2 separate regions of the Mus musculus genome follow, and region 1 is linked to region 2. The links are chromatin loops, found by intact Hi-C in ENCODE. Cell type or tissue: gastrocnemius. All regions are shown on one strand. Each heading gives the region's core, and the rest is flanking DNA. Links, peaks and the distances in the headings are about the cores only. Region 1 overlaps Plcb4 (phospholipase C, beta 4). Region 2 overlaps Plcb1 (phospholipase C, beta 1).

Evidence for each region. Hi-C counts contacts between places; a loop is a spot of excess contacts. Peaks named below come from ENCODE experiments on the same cell type or tissue, not always from the same donor. Only the 100,000 strongest peaks of a DNase experiment are listed, where the experiment ranks them.
Region 1: a loop joins it to region 2, with 2.4 times the contacts of the local background. A loop is called at or near these places in 15 of 42 quality-filtered maps.

What each region holds. Positions count from the first base shown.
Region 1 is chr2:135,953,038-135,963,263 of GRCm38, forward strand. Plcb4 (phospholipase C, beta 4) reads left to right here. Exons shown (of 39, transcript NM_001355153.1): 16 at 1,309-1,388; 17 at 1,878-1,962; 18 at 5,018-5,108; 19 at 5,605-5,700; 20 at 8,682-8,782. Among named protein-coding and RNA genes, the nearest start is that of Lamp5, 100 kb to the right of the region's middle. In gastrocnemius, for the core only: a CTCF peak has its summit at 4,916 (motif pointing left); DNase peaks (open chromatin) are centred at 2,951 and 4,909; H3K27ac peaks cover 2,314 bases.
Region 2 is chr2:135,394,423-135,404,648 of GRCm38, forward strand. All of the region lies in intron 31 of Plcb1 (phospholipase C, beta 1), which reads left to right. Among named protein-coding and RNA genes, the nearest start is that of Gm31993, 140 kb to the right of the region's middle. In gastrocnemius, for the core only: no CTCF peak of the experiment used is centred there; a DNase peak (open chromatin) is centred at 4,689.

The DNA of each region.
Region 1 (10,226 bases), core at 1,544-9,543, 560 kb after region 2:
TCTGTACATGGAATGTTCCATCCATATCATGTTTCTTAGACAAGGTATTTGTGACTTTCAGTCAGCAACAATTCAAGATCATGATTTCTAAGGAGAGTTAGGGTGCATTCAAGTGAGCAGGTATGAGTTCATACAGTTATCAAATGACAAAACCAGAAATGTCCTCCTACAAGAACTAAGGAGATCAGTCAGGACACAGCATGGGAAAGAATCACCCAGAAGGAAAGCAGACTGCAAGGGCAAAGCCAGAGTTTTTCTCAAGTGAAAATTCTGGAACATTTACTAGGCAATTAAGTGTGTGGTCATTTTTACCTGTGAATAAACTTTAAGAAATAACAATTAAATGACTGATTCAATAGGATATTTTCAAGTTTGTCATTTTATCCGCCCTGCCATGGATAATTATTGTAGAAACATTTTCTGACTTGCTGAGGAGTGACGATGCTTGCCCTGTGGTTAGCTACAGACCAGTAAGAACTTGTAGATTTATAGTGTGAGAGTGTGATTATAGAAGCTTTGGTTCGAAGTCCCTTTCTCTAAAATAATCATGAGGGCTAACCCTCAGATTCATCTTGTCTATGTCATAAGATACAAGTTATGGGGAAGTGTCAGCCCATTTGGAAGTAGGCAGGGATATAAAAGTGAAGTCAGAGCCCATGCCTGTTTTACCTCACATGTGACCTGAATACAGAGGAGACCCACTTTTCACTCGGCTCACCGGAAACAATGGATATTGCAGCTGTCATAGCAGTACAGTAGGTCAACAAAGAACGGCGGGCACAGACATAGGCCAAGATGATTCCAAACTCGGAGGAAGGACAGTTAGAAGCTTCCAGAAATCCTTGTGTTACTACCAGCACATTTCTCCAGAAGAGTGAGTTGAAGAATAGACTGTCATGAAAATGCCTGTACAAAGCTTACGCTCGCCTCGAGGAGAGTGATGCGGGCCAATGGCGTGGCTTTGTGGTTGAGCACATCCTTCAAGGCTCTGCATTCAAAGTGCTACACAAAAGGGGGCAAGAGGAGCCAGAGTCCCTGGCTCTGCGCATTGTCAAGTGAGAACCAGCAGGCCACTCAAGTAATGTCACTTAATAAATAGCACTGGAGAAATAGAAGAGAGCTTTGACTGAAAAGCAATGTCCTAAACCTCTTGAGTCCCCCCAGGAGGGGTGTCTAGGCAGACGTGTTCTCCAGGTCAGAACTGTTAAAGCTGACTTTCTGAAACGCTCAGTTAGTGGGCTGTGAACGGTGTCAGGTGCCTTAAGTCTGTCTGCTCTTTTCTTTCATAAACACTCTTTGTCGTTAAAGGATGTAATCCAGGCCATCAAGGAAACGGCGTTTGTCACATCAGAATACCCTGTCATTCTCTCCTTCGAAAACCACTGCAGGTATAAAGGCTCCTTCTTTTCCACGTCCCTCCTTGGTGGTGTTTCAGATCCCTCACTCTTCGTCCTGCTGTTCATTATTTCTTTTAACTAACTGAGTAGTTTGCTGTCCGATGTGCTAAGTCGCAAGTCACCCTCCAGTGAGGACACAGTCATTCCCACCCTGTCTACCAAGAAGTCATCTTCATGTGACTCAGTAATGCTTTCCCTGAACAAAAGGCCAGAAATTAGGGGACACCTAGTCTAAAGTTCCTTTGAGATGGAAAATTTGGCAATAACTTGGAATGCATCCTTAGGCTTTTTTTTTTTTTAAATTTAAAGTTGTACCAATTAAAGTCTGTACACTGTATTACAAGTATAGCTCCAGTTAATGCTATAAAGACAGCCCTGCACTTTGTAAAGCAGAGGAGTCTAGTTGTCAGAATGGATGTCTCTCTTTCTTGGAGAGCTAATGGACACTTGAGTTTACAAATGCCACTTCTTTCTCCCCAGCAAATATCAACAGTACAAGATGTCCAAGTATTGTGAAGATCTATTTGGGGATCTCCTGTTGAAACAAGCACTTGAGTCGCATCCAGTACGTATTTTTAGCAAACCAGAGTTCCAGCATGAATGGATTTGTTTTGAAATGTGTTTTTCAGGGGTCAAGTAGCACTGGAGGCTGAATACTAAGGATTTTCATATTTATTTAGATTCTCTGGTACAAAAAGCTTTTATCGTGCTTCAGAGGGATGTAGAGAGGAACACAAAGTAAACATCTGACTTGGTTTAATCCGGCTGCTCTCAGGACCTCGTGTTTTATGTTTCATAAAGCTTCCAAGCCAAGAGTCCAGGCCCCTCCGTGCGTCCCAGTGTCCATTGCATTCTGAGTCACTTCAGATACCCGTAAAAGCACCTGCACTAGGGCCCCACCTACACCGGTTCGGTTCTGATTGACCCAGGGTCATAAGCAGGTGCATGATTTAAGTCCTCCAGGTGAACAAATGTGTGCCCAGGGTTCAACACTCATGGGAGCCCGTCGCTGTGGGAAAAGCTCCAGACTGATGTCCTAAGACACAGAGGTCAAGTTCCCAACTCCAAAGTAAATACTCAGGCAAAGTCACATGACCGTTTTTGAACTTCATTATATACCTGCCAGGTTGTTCATTAAGCACTTGTTATTAAAGTCCGTGGTCCATAGGAGGGCTTTATGGAGTCTGAATGCATTTGTAAGCGTTCCAGAGAATTCCTTGGATTTCTGTCAGGATCCCTAACATCCAAGAGGATGAGATGCACTGTGGCAAGGTGTTACGAGAAGCAAGGCTTGCTAAAATTAAAGTGCTCTATTAGGCTGTTCAGCCTTCCTGTGACTATGGTAGCATTCGACAAAAGGAGAGGGGCAGGAAAGTCCATGCATGACAAGAGGGTGTTTGCTACGTGAATGACTTGGCTGCTCTAACCGTGGATTTTTCCCAAAGGTGTGTGTGGCAGCAGAAAGCGCATGGAGGCCAGGCTGCATCCTTTGCTCTCTGCTGCCTGCTGAAGCACTGGGGCAGCTGCACTCCCCGCACTCCCTCTTTCCTCCACACTTGGCCTGACTGTTGGCTGCCAGTGCCTATGGCTCTCTGTGGAATATGACCTCTAGTCAGTGGTCAGGCTCCGATCACATGAGAGACAGGCCGGACGGGGTCTGAGAATGAACTCCCCCACAAATCCCCTCACTCGGTGTTCCTAAGGGCTATTTCTGAGCACCTGTTCTCTTCTGACCCTTGGGATCCCCAGCTAGATTCCCTGTTTGCCACCCTGGGGTGCCCCAGTGATAACATCTGAATTACATCCTTCACTGGCCGTCTCCTCCTTTCTCTTGCTTCTCCACCTCTCTGTTGACCTGTGCAGGAACCGGCTTAAACTTGTGATGTGTTAGTTCTTGTCTAGGAAGATGACTCTGAGGGATTCTGTCCAAAGAAGCATCCTTGATTTATTTTATTGCTGTGGTTTCCTTAGCCTTCTGTTCTCTTGGGTAAGAGAGGAGACTTGATATTTGCAAAGGCCATTGTGTTTGTCTTAATTAACTAAATAATTAATGTGCATCCCAAATGCTGCTCATCCCCCAGGTCCCTCCCTCACAGAGTCCCTTCCCTTCTCCTCTGAGAAGGTGGGACCCGCTGGGTACCCCCCAACCCTGGAAGTCTCTGCCAGATTAGACACATCATCTGCCACTGAGGCCAGACCAGGCAGCCATGAAGACTGAATGTTCTTTGGTTGGTGGCTCAGACTCTGAGAGCTCACAGGGGGCCAGGTTTGCTGACTCTGTAGGGTTTGCATCCCCTTCAGGGCCTTCAGTCCTTAACCCCAACTCTCCCATAAGTGTCCCTGACCTTTGTGTAATGCTTGGCTGTTGGTATCTGCATCTCTTTCAGCTGGGTAAAGCCTCCCAGAGGACAATTATGCTAGACTCCTGTCTACAAGGATAACAGAGTGTCATTAATAGTGTCAGGAGCTGGTTCTTGCCCATAGGATGGGTTTTAAGTTGAGCCAGTTATTGGTTGGCCTTTCCTTTGGTTTCTGCTCCATCCTTGCATTTCTTTTAGACAGGACAAATTTTGGGTCAAAAGTTTTCTGGATTAGTTGGTGTCCTTATCCCTCCACTGGGGGGTCCTCCAGGCCTCTTCAGGTTCCATATCCCCACTGTTAGGCATCTCAGCTAAGGTCACCAGCATTGACTACTATCCCAGGTCTCTAGGACTTCCTAGACATCCCATTTCCATTTATTCTCTGGCCTCTCTCCTATCTCTCACTACACCTGATCCTAACCACCCATCCCTCTCTCCCACCCAGTTCCCTCCGTCCCTCTGCCTCCTATGACTATTTTGTTTCCCCTTGTAAGTGTGATTTTTTTTTTTTTGTGAAGGGACGTACACATTCCCAGGGAAGGGACCAGTGCCACCAGGCAGCCTGCAGCAGGCAGCCGTCAGTTAAAAGTCCTAAGAAGTCAATGCATAGACTTGCTTCTGAAACATAGGGTAAAGTAATGAGTTGTGAGATAAATGGTTGTGTGGAAAGATGCATAGGTAAGAGCGTGTGGCTAATAGCTGGGTGGATGGGGAGTGAATAGGTAGACAGAGGCCAGTCCCACTGATCACAGAAAATGACCTAAACAGACTTAACTTCCTGTAAAGTACAAACATGACACCACAGCGAAGTTCAGATTCTAGCCATTCAAAACTCTCCCATGTTTAGAGAACCCATAAAAATCCCACGTCAGTCTGGTGAGAAGAGAGGCTTAGTCTGTGACCTGCTGCAGACGCAGGGGCGATCTGAGGCCATTCAAGTGCTTTATGATGGACCTGAGATGTGAAAAGCCCACCATACAGCAGGACTGCCACCCCCAGCCCCTCTCAGGTCAGACCCTACTCTACTAGGGAGCTTGGATCCATCTGTATACCCCAGAAGACTGGGGGTGCTCCAGCTTTACAGCATTGTTTAAATTAAAGTTGAATTCAGTGAGCTAATGAGCATTGGGCAGAAGCAGAGCTGTGCACACTGCCATCTAGTGGATGCTGGCTGGTATGACTCCCGGCCCCTGGGGCTCTTCCGCTCCGGAATCGAGCATGAAGTCCCTACCTAACTGAGCTCTTTCTATATATCTCTAGCTTGAACCAGGAAGGCCCTTGCCGTCTCCTAATGACCTCAAAAGAAAAATACTCATCAAGAATAAGAGGCTGAAGCCTGAAGTTGAAAAGAGTAAGTCAGTTGCACATGTGGCTTTTGAGCAGTTCGGCTGTCTAGATGAAATCTGATTTAGAACAGATTTGGGAAAGGAATGGTGGAATGCAGATAGTACATTTATCTTCCAGCGTTATTCCACTACATTCCCATTAATCCTTAGTTCTTACAACTGGTCCATTCAGTGGAAACCCTCCATGTGTTTACGTGCAAAAAATACAGAAGGAAAAAGGGTTTGTACTGCTACATACATTGCCACGGTTTTGTTCATAAAAGATAAATTAATTTACGCTCACATTGGAAACATCTCAGTGTTGTAAGGCCGGGGAAGCGGCTCCAGGGTTAAACGCTCACCGTGCATGCGTGAGGATCTGAGTCTGATCAACGAGAATCCACACGCTTAACCTGAACACCCGTGATGCCCCTAAAGACGGAAGGGGAAGACAGAGAGTTTCTCACACTTCCTAAGCGATCTAGCATCTGTTCTCATCTCCGTGTGTGATGATACTTACAGAACAGCTTGAAGCTTTGAAAAGCATGATGGAAGCTGGAGAGTCAGCCGCCCCAGCTAGCATCTTGGAAGACGACAATGAAGAGGAAATAGAAAGTGGTGAGTTGTGGGGCCGGGGAAGAAGGCTGCATGGGTAAAATGCTCGCCGTGCAGGCGTGCAGATTATAATCTGAATACCCAGAATCCACATGCTTAACACGAACACCTGCAATGCCCGTGAAGATGGGAGGAGGAGATAGAAGAATTTCTTTAAGTCCATGAGCCAGCTAGTTTGGCAAAAGCACTAGAAACCACCATGAGAGCCAGCCTCAAAACAAGATGGGAGGTGATGCCTGACAACCAAGGTTGTCCTCTGATCTCCATGTGTGCACTGTGGACATATACTCACTGTCTTTCACATACTCTCATTGGCACACATAAACGTATGCCACAGACATCACACACACACACACACACACACACACACACACACACACACTCACTCACTCCCCGCACACACACTCATACACACACACACACACACACACTCCTGCACAGACACGTACACACACTCACACTCCCCGCACACACACTCATACACACACACATTCCTGAACACATACACACTCCTACACACACACACACACACACACACACACATACACACTTCTGCACACACAAAGAGTTATGAGATGTCATTTTAAGGTACAAGTTTTTAAAAGGGTTATATTGGAAATAAGAAAAACATTAATCTCTCTTAACAAACTCCTTTGACTAGCAATGACTTTATCTTGCTAAATATTTAGGAGTACTTCATCTTTTGAGGGAATGGCATTTTTATAGATACTGTTATTTCCATTTTATCTGAGCACTGGATGTTAGTGGCTTAGCTGTCTCCCTTCCCATTGTGAACTGAGCCCTTCAGAAAAGATTTCCAGTCAGAGACTCGGCCTTTAATCACTTGCTGTATTAGGCAGGAGTTGAAGAGAATTTTTGAAAGGTCCACTCTATAATCCTTTATGTTTTGTAAAGAAAAACATGAATGTCAGTTTTGTTACTGATAGTAATAAGACATGTGATAAGAGAAGCGAGTGAAGTGATTGACTGATGCTCATAAAGTGAACTTGAGAGTCAAAGCCTATATTGCAATTTTGTTAAGCCTGGGTGTAGCTCAGTGATATAGCACAGGTTTAACCTGCATGAGGCCTTCTCAACCAGGGTCCCTGGAAGCCTTACTGAAAATATGAATATTGACCATCACCTATTTAGCCTCTCAATATAGCCAGCCATGATGTGCTGTTTAAAATTGGTGCTGGGGTTGTAACGCGATAGCATATTTGCCTAGTCTGAGCAAAGCCCTCGGTTCGGTTCTCTGCACTGAAAAATAATAATATACTACTTAGTAATAATAGTCACAAGTGGGCCATTTGAAAGTTTGGGGATGTTTTCAGATCGTGATCTCCTGGCCATGTATCCTGAGAATTACCTGGCCAGGTGATTGGAACTTGCATTGCTTTATGGAACCATGGTGCACAGACTGACTTAAGACTAATTACTTGTAGAAATTTTCTTATTACTCACACATATGGACTATGTCTGATTTTAGACTAGGTACATAGGTGAAACCCAAAAGCTATGAGAGTTACCTAATTTTACTCACTGTCTCTTATTGAAGACCCTCACTGTGGGAGAGATTCCATTAAGAAACAAGCCAAGTTTCCATAGGGTTTAACTTCAATCTCAGAGAAAAAACCATAGCGTTTGGCTTCCTTGTGTTTCTCTGTGCCTAGTGGGATCTAAATGACCAAAGATCTCTGGTATTATTCAGTTAGTTCCTATAATGTTTGTGCCTTATTACATAATGCACCATCCACATTTGGAGGCAGAAATCTGTGGTGATTTATAATTACCTCTCAGGATTTTGTGAGCAACTGGGGTTTATTTGGCTAGTTCTTGAGTTTTTTTTTAATACAGTTGCTAGCAGGTGGACATCTGGAGTCGGCATCTTTTTAAGATTTGTAGACAATTTAGACAAGATTGCTCTCTAGTTTAACCATCTGTGGAGCTCAGCTGGGTCATTGTAGCAGAGCATCCCCTGTGGCCTCTGTGTAATTTCAGCATCTCACAACATTTGCTAAGTTATACCATCCAAGAACCCGGGCCCTAGATGCAGGAAGTAGGAGCTGTTACGTTATTTAAGAACTATGAACACTTCATCTCTATTTTGTTCATCGACGCAGTGAGTGGCAGATCAGATATCAGTTCAGCTATCTTTGGATGTATAATATGTAACCATTAGATTTTTCAGATTTAAAAAAAATACAAAATATTTAAGAATAATATATATATATATATATATATATTAAGAAAATAAGCGCTCTCATTCTCCAGTGCCCCTGAAGCTTAAAGATATCCGGTAGTTTGTACACAATCCCTTAGTTATAAGACAGTGTGAGGCATCCGGCATTTAGTAGCAAAGTTAAATATAACTGTGAGTGCTCTATGGACTTGTGTGTGCTCAGGAAATGCTAACATATATTCAGATACTCTGTATAAGTCCTAGTTACTAAGTATCTACCAGGAATATACGGTTTACGCCTAAATAATCAGGTTAGACTACTTATGCAGGTACCCATTATCCAAAATACTTGGCCGGAGAAGTAGTTCTGATCTCAAGATTTTTCTACATTTAATTTTTTTAATTTCATAATCTGTGGCCCACCCTGCTGAGCCCTGGAAAACCAGGCTTCTGGGTGACTGCTCTTACCCCCAAGCTCACATTTTCTGATTCCTAGCTATTTCATAGATTACCAATTGAGTATCCCTAATACAAAAATGTGATATCCAAAATACCGTGAAATCTGAAACTCCTTGTTTGTTACCACAATGATCACACAGCTTAGGATTTTGGAACACTCTGGTTTTTTGACTTTCAAATTCAAGATAATCAACTGTGTATGAAACAGACACTGTAGAGGTGGTGCGTGGTCTCCCGGTCCTGGTTATGTGCGTAGGTCATATGAACCTTCTCTCGAGTTCTCTTAAGGTTATGGGCAGGGTCTTATTTAGCCTCATGAATTTTCTTTCTATCTGTTAAGCAGCTGATCAAGAGGAAGAAGCCCACCCTGAATACAAATTTGGAAATGAACTTTCTGCCGATGACTACAGTCACAAGGAAGCGGTTGCAAACAGCGTCAAGAAGGTCTGAGGCATTGTATTCCCATTCTTAAATGGTTTTTAAGGGGTGGCAGTTATTGTGGGAAATTTGGGGCTGTGACAACAAGAGAACCAGGTATTGTGTTTTTCTCTTAATTATATAGGACAAAATTCTCTGCTGTGGGACCAGAATTTGACACTCTCACAATATTAAGTTTCAGAGGACCTATAAATTACTCATTAATTGTACCCTCTAAGGGTCACTACCCAATTGGGCAGGTACTTTTAAATATCACCGTTTATAGTAGTAGAGCTGACAAGGAGAGACGCAGTATCGCAGGGCCAAAGGTTACCCTGCTGGCATCATTAGGAAACTGCCTTCTGGATGTGTCAGGTGAAGCCTCGGTACAGAGCTGGTCCAGCTGGCAAGAAAAGCATCCGCCTAGCAAAAGGATGAAAAAGTCCAGCCATTCAGCCAAGGAAAGTTGTCATTGGGTTCCTAGAACTTGTCAGGCCCAGCTTAGGATGCACTTTCATTTTGCCTTTTGTTAGCTTCTACGGGTCTCCTACAGTTCAGGAGAACAGATGGGAAACACGGAGTAAAAGAGTCAAGGAAGCCTATAATTCAATTGTGGCTCGAACTATTATGACAATAAAAATGAGTGCTAAAGTGGAGACCAGGAGAGAACAGGGCGACTGGAATAAGGAAGAGAGGGACTCACTATGCAGAGAAACAGAGAATAACATTTCATACCACAGGACCGCAGTAAGAGCAGAGATGGCGTGAGTGGAGCAGATGGGATGATTGAAGGGTGAAGCAAGGTGATATGTGTCAGGTGGAAATGAGGTAATTGAGAAGTTTCTATGAGAAATTAAAAATGAGGGTGTAACATGACCTGTTTCACATAAAACTAAGTGGGGAGAGGGTATCATAGAAGACTGTGGCGGGCCCTTTGTGGCCTCTCACCTAGAGGAAAGTAAAGGCAAAAGTGTGGAAAACAGTGAGAGTGGGCTTTTAACTGGTCAGAAGCAGCCCTGGTGGTTAGAGAGTAAAGAGGGAGGAGATAGAAGAGTCCAAGGCATAGCAAGGGCACAGGCAATGGTACAGTTTCCCGATGATGGACTGAACTTCGTGAAGGTAAGGAGAAACAAGGTAACCTCCTGGAATCCTTGTTGGAGGAGCAGGGTAGGCAGTGGTACTGTTGACTGGGGTGGGAAACAATGAGAAAGGACTCTGAAGTTTCCAGTGAGACAGGCAACTGGAGAGGTCTGTAAGCTGTTCCAGTGGACGTTCCGAGGAGGGACATTGATCCCTGACCTCTTGTTCTATCTAACCTTGGGTAAGTTATTTAACCTCTCCCCGATTTTGCTTCCCCATCTTGAAAACGAAGGTCATAATGTCTGTTTCATCAGGTTCTCATCACAGAGCAAAAGAGCTTACATCGGCGCCGTCCACACGGCAGCCGCTGTATAGTAGCAGGTCTGCTATG
Region 2 (10,226 bases), core at 1,519-9,518:
TGCTCTTTCCCCGGAACATTTGAAAGAGGATTACTTTAGCATGTTGCCCTTAATCTGTTGCAAATATCCCAATGTATATTGATCACTCTGCAGCTAATGGCTCTTGTTACAGGAATTGTCTTTTGACAGGACTTTTTAATGAACTGTCTGCCTGCCTCGAAATAAAAACCAGTCGGTAAATTTGTAATTTTTTTTTTTTTTAGTCTGACACTTAATTTATCTTTGGTGTTTCTTAGGCCATAGGCTTTCTGTTTTAATTTTGCTCATCATCAAGAGAGGATTCCAGGAAGCCTTAGGGCATTTTCGTTTATTTCTGAAAAACATTTAATCATGTAGCTACCTCGCCCTCCCTTCCTACCCTGCCCCTCCTCTTTTCTCAACAGGAGGGATATAGAGTAGTTTTCCTTATTTCTCCTCTGACATCTCTGTGACAGGTGAGTGACTCATCTCTGGTATGAAGTCAATCATGCTAGAAGCAGCTGCTGCTCTTTGAGATGTACGTGTGGGGGCAGCTGACATTTGCCCTCACATGGAGAGGCTTAACTTGAGGATTTAAAGTTAGACCTTTCTTTAACTAATTCATTTGTCCCTCCTCTAATCTTTGCTATTTGGTGGACAAGAATAGATTTTCCTGCCAGTATCAATTCAAACTTCTCATAGGAGAACTCAAACTCCCGAGTGAGAGCCAACAGCCTTTGGCCTATGTTACACTCGTCAAATTAACGCACATAGTAGGTTGGTTTTATCTGTTCTATATGAGGTTGTTTTCCTTTTTTTTTTTACCTATGTAAAGAATTGTCTTAGAAGGAAAATATGGTTATTCTTTCATTTCTTGACCATAAAACTGAGACATGTTGCTTTCCTTCGGGGAGATACCAGGGAATTTGGGACCATTTTCGTTTCTCTTTGTCCAATCTCAACTTATTTTTGAGACCTGTGGTGGTTGTGGAGACTTTTTAAACTTAGAACAAATTTTTTATAAAAGAGCTTCAAAAATCTCTGGCCAATACTCTAAAATACAATAAAACTACATGAGGAGAGGTTCCTTCAGTGCCTCTAATGAAGTATCTTTCTAATTTTACACTATGTCCCTTGGTTTTAGATGTCCTTACTGAAGACATTGAAAAAGGTAATGTCGTGTGATCCCCATAAGGACTTTTTAACTCCTAAGACAGGCAAGAGACTAACGCACTCTGTGTCATTGGCATTCATTCAGTTTATTCACACAGTCGAATGCAGCCTTCCTTTCTGAACATTAAACATAAAATCTGAACAAAGGTGCTAGAGAGATGACTCAGCAGTTAAGAGCACTAACTGCTCTTCCACAAGTCTTGAGTTCAATTCCCAGCAACCATCTGATGGCTCACTCCATCTATAATGGGATCTGATATTGTCTTCTGGCATGTCTCAAGAAAGCTACAGCGAACTCATATAAAAAAATCATGCAATCAATCAACCAATCTTGAAAATGTGGACAAAAATCCACATCGTCTTCCCTCTGTGATGACACCTTCTCTGGATATAGAATATTATGTTGGCAGTTACTTTCTGGTAATACATTGGGGATAAAATTCTGCCGCCTTCCTGCATCAGTTAGTGTAGTTCTTTAGACATAATTTGTATTTCTTCCCTTTGACCTCATTTATAGTTTTTGGGTTTCTTTTTGTATCTTATACACTGTTTCTATAATGTATCTATGTGTTTAAAATGGCCAGACAGATAACTCTATAATGTATCTGTGTGTTTACAATGGTCAGACAGATAATTCTAATGTATTTGGGTAACTGAAATGGCCTGAAAGATAACTCTGTAATGTATCTGTGATTTGAAATGGCCAGAGAGATAACTCTAATGGTTCTGTGTTTGAAATGGCCAGAGAGATAACTGTTTAATGTGTCTGTGTGTTTGAAGTAGCCAGACAAATAACTCTATAATGTGTCTGTGTGTTTGAAGTGGCCAGACAGATAACTCTAAAATCTATCTGTGTGTTTAAAATGAGCAGACAGACAACCCTAAAATGTATCTGTGTGTTTGAAATGGTCAGGCAGATAACTTCATCTCTTCTGCCAGAACTCTCAGCCGCCAGGGTAGCAAACAATGGGTCCTACTTTCCAATGTATTTCTTAACTTCCGGGATTTTACTCTGTGTGCAAGTGTGTATGTGTGTGTGTGTGTACACTTGTGTATTACACATGCCTGCATGTGTTATAAATGTGTGCGTTCTCAGGCCAAATACACTCTTACTCTACTTTTTTCCCTTAACTTTAGGGTTTTTTGTTTCCCTCCTTTTGTTCTGTGCTTCCTTGTAGATAGTATTTTTTTTTTCTTCTCACTCTCTGTCTAATGCATTGACTCTACCCTACTCACTCACTCAGGTTTAAATCTTTGCTTGCTTTCTATCTTTTTTTTTCTGGATTTTCCCTTCCTAGAAACAAGGTGACGTGGGAATATGCAGTCAGTTATACTGGACAGAAGGCAGAGGCTCCAGAAGGAATACACTCTAGCTGCTAAGTAGATGGTCTTGAGTTAGGGTTCTAAGTCTGCTCGGTAAACACCAGTTTAGCATTGAGAGCTTACTGATGGCTTCCTTGTTCCCACTGTCATACGCACAAACAAAACCCCCGTATACTCAGGGATGGGAGCTTGGGGATTTCTCTCCGTTTCCTGTCCTGCGTCCATGACATGGTACATGATTTGCCTGCATTTTCCTACTACTAACTGGATCTTAAATTCTCACTACATGTCTAACTTTCAAATCCTTCTTTGTGCTAAAAGAGACAATTAACGATATCAATACACACATTATAAACATCTTTAAAGCAAAATATATAAAGGTATAATTGATAATCTGAAAACCATTGTATTATTTTACTCAAGCCTTTGGCCTTTGAAGGGGAATATGGTGAGATTCAAATCAAGAAAGACATATAACTATTTATCCAAAGACAGTAGAGCTTAAGTCTTCAAGTCCTTGGTAAATCAAATATGGGGGCTGAAAGGTTTTCCTAAAAGTGCCAGTATATGGCTCTGTGCTGAGAAAACTGCAGAAACTTCTGTTCTACACAGGAAAGCAGCAGCTAACACTAAGCTACTTTCTCTATCTCTTGGGTTATATCTCAAAAGCATTGGCATAGCCAGTCAACCATGGGAGTCCTATTCATACACCTTATGTAAGCAAAAATCAGTTGACACAAGTCGTCTGTGTTTCTTATCATTAGTTGAATCTCAGAATCTGGCAAGGAAGTTTTGGAATTTCTAACTGAAAGGGTCAAACTGCATTTCACTTAACCACTCTTTGATTTAGATGGAATCAGAGACCCCTAGGATTTGCTGGGAGCATAATGTATTAAGACATCAAGTAAAAGTTCAGTCTGCTTGCCTTGGCTAAAGGCAGCACAGCCATGTCGCTTGGATTTTAAAATGGTTTCTCTAGAGCTGTGCAAAAGGACATAGCCTAGTCCTATCTTGGCAGCAAAAGTCGATCATTAAATAGAGTCACTTCTTTGTCCAAGGCCTTTTTGATGGCCTCTGTCTCTCTTACAGTAGAGGTTCACGAGATCCAGCCCTTTCATTCTGGACCCTTTCTTTCTGTCTGCATGGATCTACCATTGCTTAGGCTATACTGACCTTTTCGCTGCACCCCCAACCAACAGCCTATCCCACCCTTGGCTCCTGTACAGATTGTTTCCTCATACCCCAAGTGTTTAATGAACAACTCCTTCTGTATTTCAAGTCTCTGTCAAATCACTGATCTTGAGGAGGCTTTGAGTGATCACTCTGTTTACATTTGAGCCTGCCAGGATTGGAGAGATTGTTAAGAACATTTGTTGCTTTTCCAGAGGACCCAAGTTTAAATCTCATCAGCCACATGGCAGCCCACAGCTGTCTGTAACCCCAGTTCCAGGGAACCCAGCACACTCTTCTAGCCTCTGTAGTTAATGGGCACAAACATGGCATCCAGGCATACACTGAGGTAAAAACATCCAAACACATGAAGATGAAAAAAATCTGAAATTTGTATGCCACAATGACTTCCATTTCTGGCCTTTTTTTCCTTTATATTTTTCTGTGCTTCACTGTATGGAAGCACTCCTCCTTCAGTCATAGACTTCCTTCTGAAGTCTGATTGTCTTTCCCCAGTAGGGGACAAGCTGCAAGGGGACAAGATCTTCTTCCATTTTCTCTGTGTTTCCTGATGTCTAAGCACTCTAAATACCCAAGAACAATGCCTGCCACATTCTTCCTATTCAGTAAATATTTGAAAGTAATTGTTTAATATAGAACATTTCATTAATTTGCATGCCAATTTATTCATGGGCTGTCATAATCTCAACATGGCTTCTGTAACCACATAGATGCTACTGAAGGGAGTTCCAGTAATGATTTTTGACTCTTTTGTTGTTGTTATTGTTTACATAGAGAGATATTTAAATTAACTACCTTTAAAAACATTCTCTCTTTGCAAATGAAAAATGGAGTATTAAAACAACTCGTTGGGTCAACTCATCCCAAAAAAAAGCTGTCAACAATATCATCTTTTCTCAGGACTCTTGATATGGTGGGATATGTACCATTGTCTTCACATTCAGTATCTAATCCCTGGAGAGGATGGGGAAAAGCCAAGAAGTCAATGAGCAGAACCACTGTGGTTTTGGCAGGCTGGGTCCCATGCTACCCTTGCCAGTGCTGAGGGAGGAGAGGGTGTTAAACTGCTACTCCAAGATGGCACAGCAAGGGACCACCCAGACCTAAGTCTGAAACACCAGGTGATTCAGAAAGCCATTTCCTTGACAGAGAAATGACAGCCTCCCTTTTTCTCCACACAGGGGGAAGGCCCCTCCTCAGTCTTGTCGGAAGGTTGCCATGAGGATCCCTCTGTTCCCCCCAACTTTACTCCCCCCAACCCTCAAGCTCTCAAGTGGTGAGCACCGTCCTTCTAGCCAGGTAGGACTGGATGGGAGGGCCCTTTTGAGAGAAGGGTGGTTGTGTGGCCATGCCCTGCTCAGTCTTCCTGGACTTGCCTGTTTAGTCCTCACCCTCCCTCCTCCACAGTCCCTCCTGTTTCCTGGGGAGTTTCCAGCACATCTGGAATGCCTCCCTTGGCTGTTCCTGTACCCCTCTGGTATTGCTCTTTCTATCTTTGCATTCTTTCCAACCAACATAAACTCCCATTCTTTCCTCCTCTTTCTTCCGTTTCCTTCTGTTTACGAAATTAGCTTCCCTTTTTAAACTTGCTTTGTTTTCTTTCTTGCTCTTCATCTCTTTTTCCCAATCTGAAAGTGTATTTTCCAGTGATTCCCACTAACCCCCTTTATCCACACAGCCCACACCCCAAGAGCACAAGAGCAGTCTCCCAGGGAATCTTAACACATTCTACTCTGCACCATAGTTATTCCTTGTAAAAATTCTACAAAGTTAATTTTTTTTAATCGGGTGGCATTTGGAGTTAAGAGGGCAGCGCATAGCCCTGAGTTCGTAGAAGCAAGAGCACTAGATCGCACCCATGCAGCAGGGATGCTGGGTCAGCAGCAAGAGGCTGAGGCAAACTGCAGGTGTGAACTTTGAACAGAGGACTTTAGCTTGCCGTTGTGTTGTAAAAATCTATTGTATTTTTAAACTTATCTGAAAACAGGTCTGTGCCATTCCAGGTGTGGATTTGGGAGGAGACATGAGACGTCCTTGTAATTAAAAAAAAAAAAAAAAGTTAAACTTCTTAACAGCACAGTAGCCTTGTTAATCCTGAACAACAATATTTAATTGTATATGCAAAGTAATTAGTAAAAAGGATTTTGAATACACACACACACCATGATATGTTTGAAGTAATGAGTACACCAATCATTTTGACCTTATGCACATGTGCCATGTGTCTGTTCTGAAATATTGTACTATAATCCATAGAAATACTGTAATTGGGACTTGATAAATTAAGAAACATTTAAAATATTTAAATAACCTTTTTTTAACAGCAAGATTTTTTTCAGTGCTGATTAAATCTTAGTGGGCTGGTGAATTACTTGGGCATGCTGTTGAGCATATATCTTGATCCAAGAGGTCTAGTTGGGTAGATGAATCTGCCTTTCTAACCAGGTGGCCCTCATTTTCTGTGACCGTGATGTGACTGCCACAGTTCTAGAACATGCCTACATTCTGTCTTAAGCCTACAGAAGAAGCTGTAAGCTGCCTCTAAACTTGAATTTTGTTTTTATCTAATCATGAGCTTGCCCCTTTGATATCATTATTTTCTCTTGGTGAGTGGTAGGGAAGGAGAGAGGGAAGGAGAAAGAGACAGACAGACAGACAGACACAGAGACAGAGATGACAGTCAGACAGAGAGACACACAGAGAGAGACAGAGTGCATTTGAGGGCAAAGTTAGAACTTGGTTCTGATTCTGACTGCACCGTCTCATTAGTGATTGTACTGACCTGACCCAGCGATAGAGCTCATTCCTGGGAAAGAGAAAATCTGGCTTACACAGGTTTCCATCTTGTACAGGCAATCCCCAAGGGGAATTTAGAAACCCTTCCTCATTTAGATCTAAATGTTAAGGCTTCTTTCTTGTGGGTTTTTTTTGCTGATTATTGGTTTCTTTCTTTTCACGAAAAGAGGGTACCACAGCCTTGTGTGGAGGTCAAAGGACTGTTGGCAGGAGTTGGTCCTTTCCTTCTACTCTGCGAGTCCCAGGGATGAAACTCAGGTCTGCTATGGCAGCCAGTGTCTTTAGCAGCTGAGACATCTCACTGGCTTTATATTGAGAGCCATTGTGAGACAGTTTATGTGATGGGTAGAACTCTGGATTCTCTCAAAAGTTACAAATGACGGTGATCCTAAAAATGCACGACTTGAGCTTTATTTTCAAAGCAAATGCATAGGGACTATGCATGCTATGCTCTGCCCTAGTATTCCGTTCGGCTTTGGATGGCCTCATTTACAACTCCATTCCCTTCAGGATAACAACTGACCTTCCAGGCTGGCACACAGCAACAAAACGCCCAACCAAACAAACAGAGAGGCAAAATGATTTATCTGTTAAAAGATTATTCCCATAATACCTGGACTTCCCAAAAAATCTTTAATCACATTGTTAGTTTGCTCCCTTTAGCTGCGCAGAGACAAAGGGTGATGTAAAAATAAACCAACCCCACACTGCTCATGAAAAATAGGTCTCACTGCTAAACCAGAAAAAAAAACCAATTATAGTATTTTATAGTTTAAAAAAAGACAAATTGTTCTTACATAACAGTATATAAAAAGTCATTTTTGTTCCAATTTTAATTTTCCCAAAATGTTTTTTATATTTTTCACTAAACATTTCTATTTCCATATACCACCTATAAAATGAGCAAATTAATTAAAGCTAGAAGTACACACAGCTTGTGATATTAAGAAGGTGGTGCCCAGGAGTACTTGTGTGCAATAGGTGATGTTCATGTTTTTAAAATTGTGAGTGCACACCTTCATCATTGATGAGAAAGTACACTGCGAGTTATTAGCTGGAGATCAATAGGTAGAGCTGAACAGATAGACCGGGCTTTGAGTGGTCCTTATAATGTCTCTTTTTAATAGTGAAAGATAACTGTTGGGCAAACTTCTAAGTAAAGTGCTTGTTCCTTTTGTGTGGACGTAAATCATTAGATAAGAAGCCTAGGGGGAGGAGGAACTGGAGAGATGGCTCAGCAGTTAGGAAAGCTCACTGCTCTTCTTACAGAGGACCCATGTTCAGCTCCTAGCATCCATGATGTCGAATAGCTCACAAACGCCTTGAACTCTACCTCCAAAGGATCTGACATATTCTTCTGGACTCCAATGGCACAGCGCTCACATATAATCATAATTAACATAATTAGAATAAAAGGAACCTTTTCAAAAGTTAAGGATCTATTGAAAGTCCCATTCCCTAAAAAATACTGAAGATATTGCCTTGGGGAAATTCATGTTAATGACAAGTATTTATTAAGTGTCAGCTATGCTCTAGACATTGCCAGCAGGGACCACCAAAGAATAGAACACACAGCTCCTCTATGATGTGGTATATTAAAAGTCAGCTACCTACAATAAAATGTATTAGGTTTTATCCTAATAATAGCATTTATCCAGTGTGCACTGTTATCAAGACGTTCCGACCATGTCACTTGTGGTGTCTTCTTGTTCTCTGTGGGGTACACTTGAGGAACCTGAGGTATGAGAGAGTCAGTGAACATCCTCACCACTCTTCCTGCCTTTACTCACCTTTAACATATGTGTGTAGTTACTGACTTCAAACCAGAGACTAAATGGATTTGGCTCCCTTGGCATCTCACTCTCTCCTTGGTAAAATCTGCTGCATCCCCAGTACTCTATAAACATCCTTGATAATTAAGCTTTCTTCTGAAGTATCCTAGAAAGGTGCTAGTACATACTAGGAACTAGTGTGTATATGGGGCTGGTGTGTACTAGGAGCTAATGTGTACAAGGGGCTAGTGTGTATGAAGGAATAGTGTGTAGGATTTGCTATGGGCCTAGTTTTATTTGTTAAGCTATTGGCTTTCATATATCCTTTGAGGTTACATTTATTATACCCTAGTTTCCCACCCACCCTCACCCTCCCACCTCCATGGACACCAGAAAAGCTAAAGGCCATCTTGAAAGAGAATCATCTCCTAGATTGTATTAAAGTGTCACTCACACAGCAGGAATGGGCTTCTCTGGAGTGTATGACCTCTCACCCTGCTTGTTTTCACTGACAACAGAGGCAATGCAAGTGCTTTGGGTTACATTTAGAAAGATTTAAGCAAGAAACAAAGGAGTTTCTCTGAGAGTAAGGACGTCTAAACACTTAAAGGGACCACTAAGGGCTGCAGTGTGTGTCTTTGAAGATCTTTAAATGTGGAAACAAAGAATCTTTTTTACCAACAGAAAGTTCTGGAACCTTTCTGTGATCTCCTTTGAGTCCATGAAGGATATGATTAATTAAAGTCAGACGTTTACCTCTAAAATAATAGGCATGAGATTCAGAGAATTGAAGGTGTTGGAGGACTCATTAAACAGCTGCATAAATATCATGCTGAAAGATTTAATGAGTCCATAGGGTCACTGATAGAGCAATGGAGCCTCGATGGCCTAGAAAAATAAATTAGAATCGATAGCGCTCCTCTAAGCTAACCACTGAGAGATGGAGTCTATAATTATATCTTAATGATGCACATTGGTGTTCTCATCCTGGAGAAAATGAAAATAGTTTGTTTTCAGTTTTGTACCCATCGATAATAAAAAGTCCGGTGTCTTTGCTTAGTTCTCTGGCCTGTGGGAATTATGATTCCTTTACAAAGCTATAGTTGGGTGAACAGTGTCTATTGTTTACCTTCATTAATTCAGCTAAAAGGTGCCTATTACATAGCAGGCTTTAAATTTTCAACTGGGAAAAGAAAATGGTACCTGTTTTCATCATTATCAACCTATATTTTAACATTTAGGATCTGTATGGTGGTTATAACAGTATTTTCTTCTATCCCTTGTTCAAAATCATCTATTTGATTGTTTAAAGTTGGACATTGTACAAGAACTTATACCATGAGAAATACCACGCTCTATGAATAGGACACTTTTTCTTTCTAGAAAAGCCCCTTGTCAAACACATGCCAGTACACCACTGGCTTGAACTCTATGGTTTCCTGACACAGGGTTTTCCTAGAATTTATACAGAGTTCCCACTGGAGCTTGCCACTGTAGAAAGATGATTATCCCTCTTGTAATCTACTTCTGTTGTTCATAACACAATACAATGGCTACCTGTGCTGGTAAGAGATTTATTGCAGCTCATGGTTCTGATCTGAGATCCAGAGGCTACATCAGATGATGACTTTCTTGCTGGCAGAATTCCAAGGTGGCAAAGGGCATCCCATGGTGAGTGACTAAGAACAGGCTTTTATAGCAACCCTGCTTTGTTTCCTTAAGATAACTCATTAATCTCCTAGTCACATGCGTGCATTAAGCCATTCATTAAGGCAGAACCCTAATCTCCTATTAAATGTCTCACCTTATTCTGCTTCTTAACATCTCAGAGTAGAGATTAGATCTCCATGGGTTTCAAAGCAAACAAATCACGTTCAAATCATAGTACCCATTCATTATAAACCAAACAAGATTTCCTATGGAATCATAGTACTTTTCACACGCATTTCATCCTGCAACAGCGAGAGGTTATAGTATCTTTTGAAACAGTCATCTCCCAGGTAACCGGAAGGT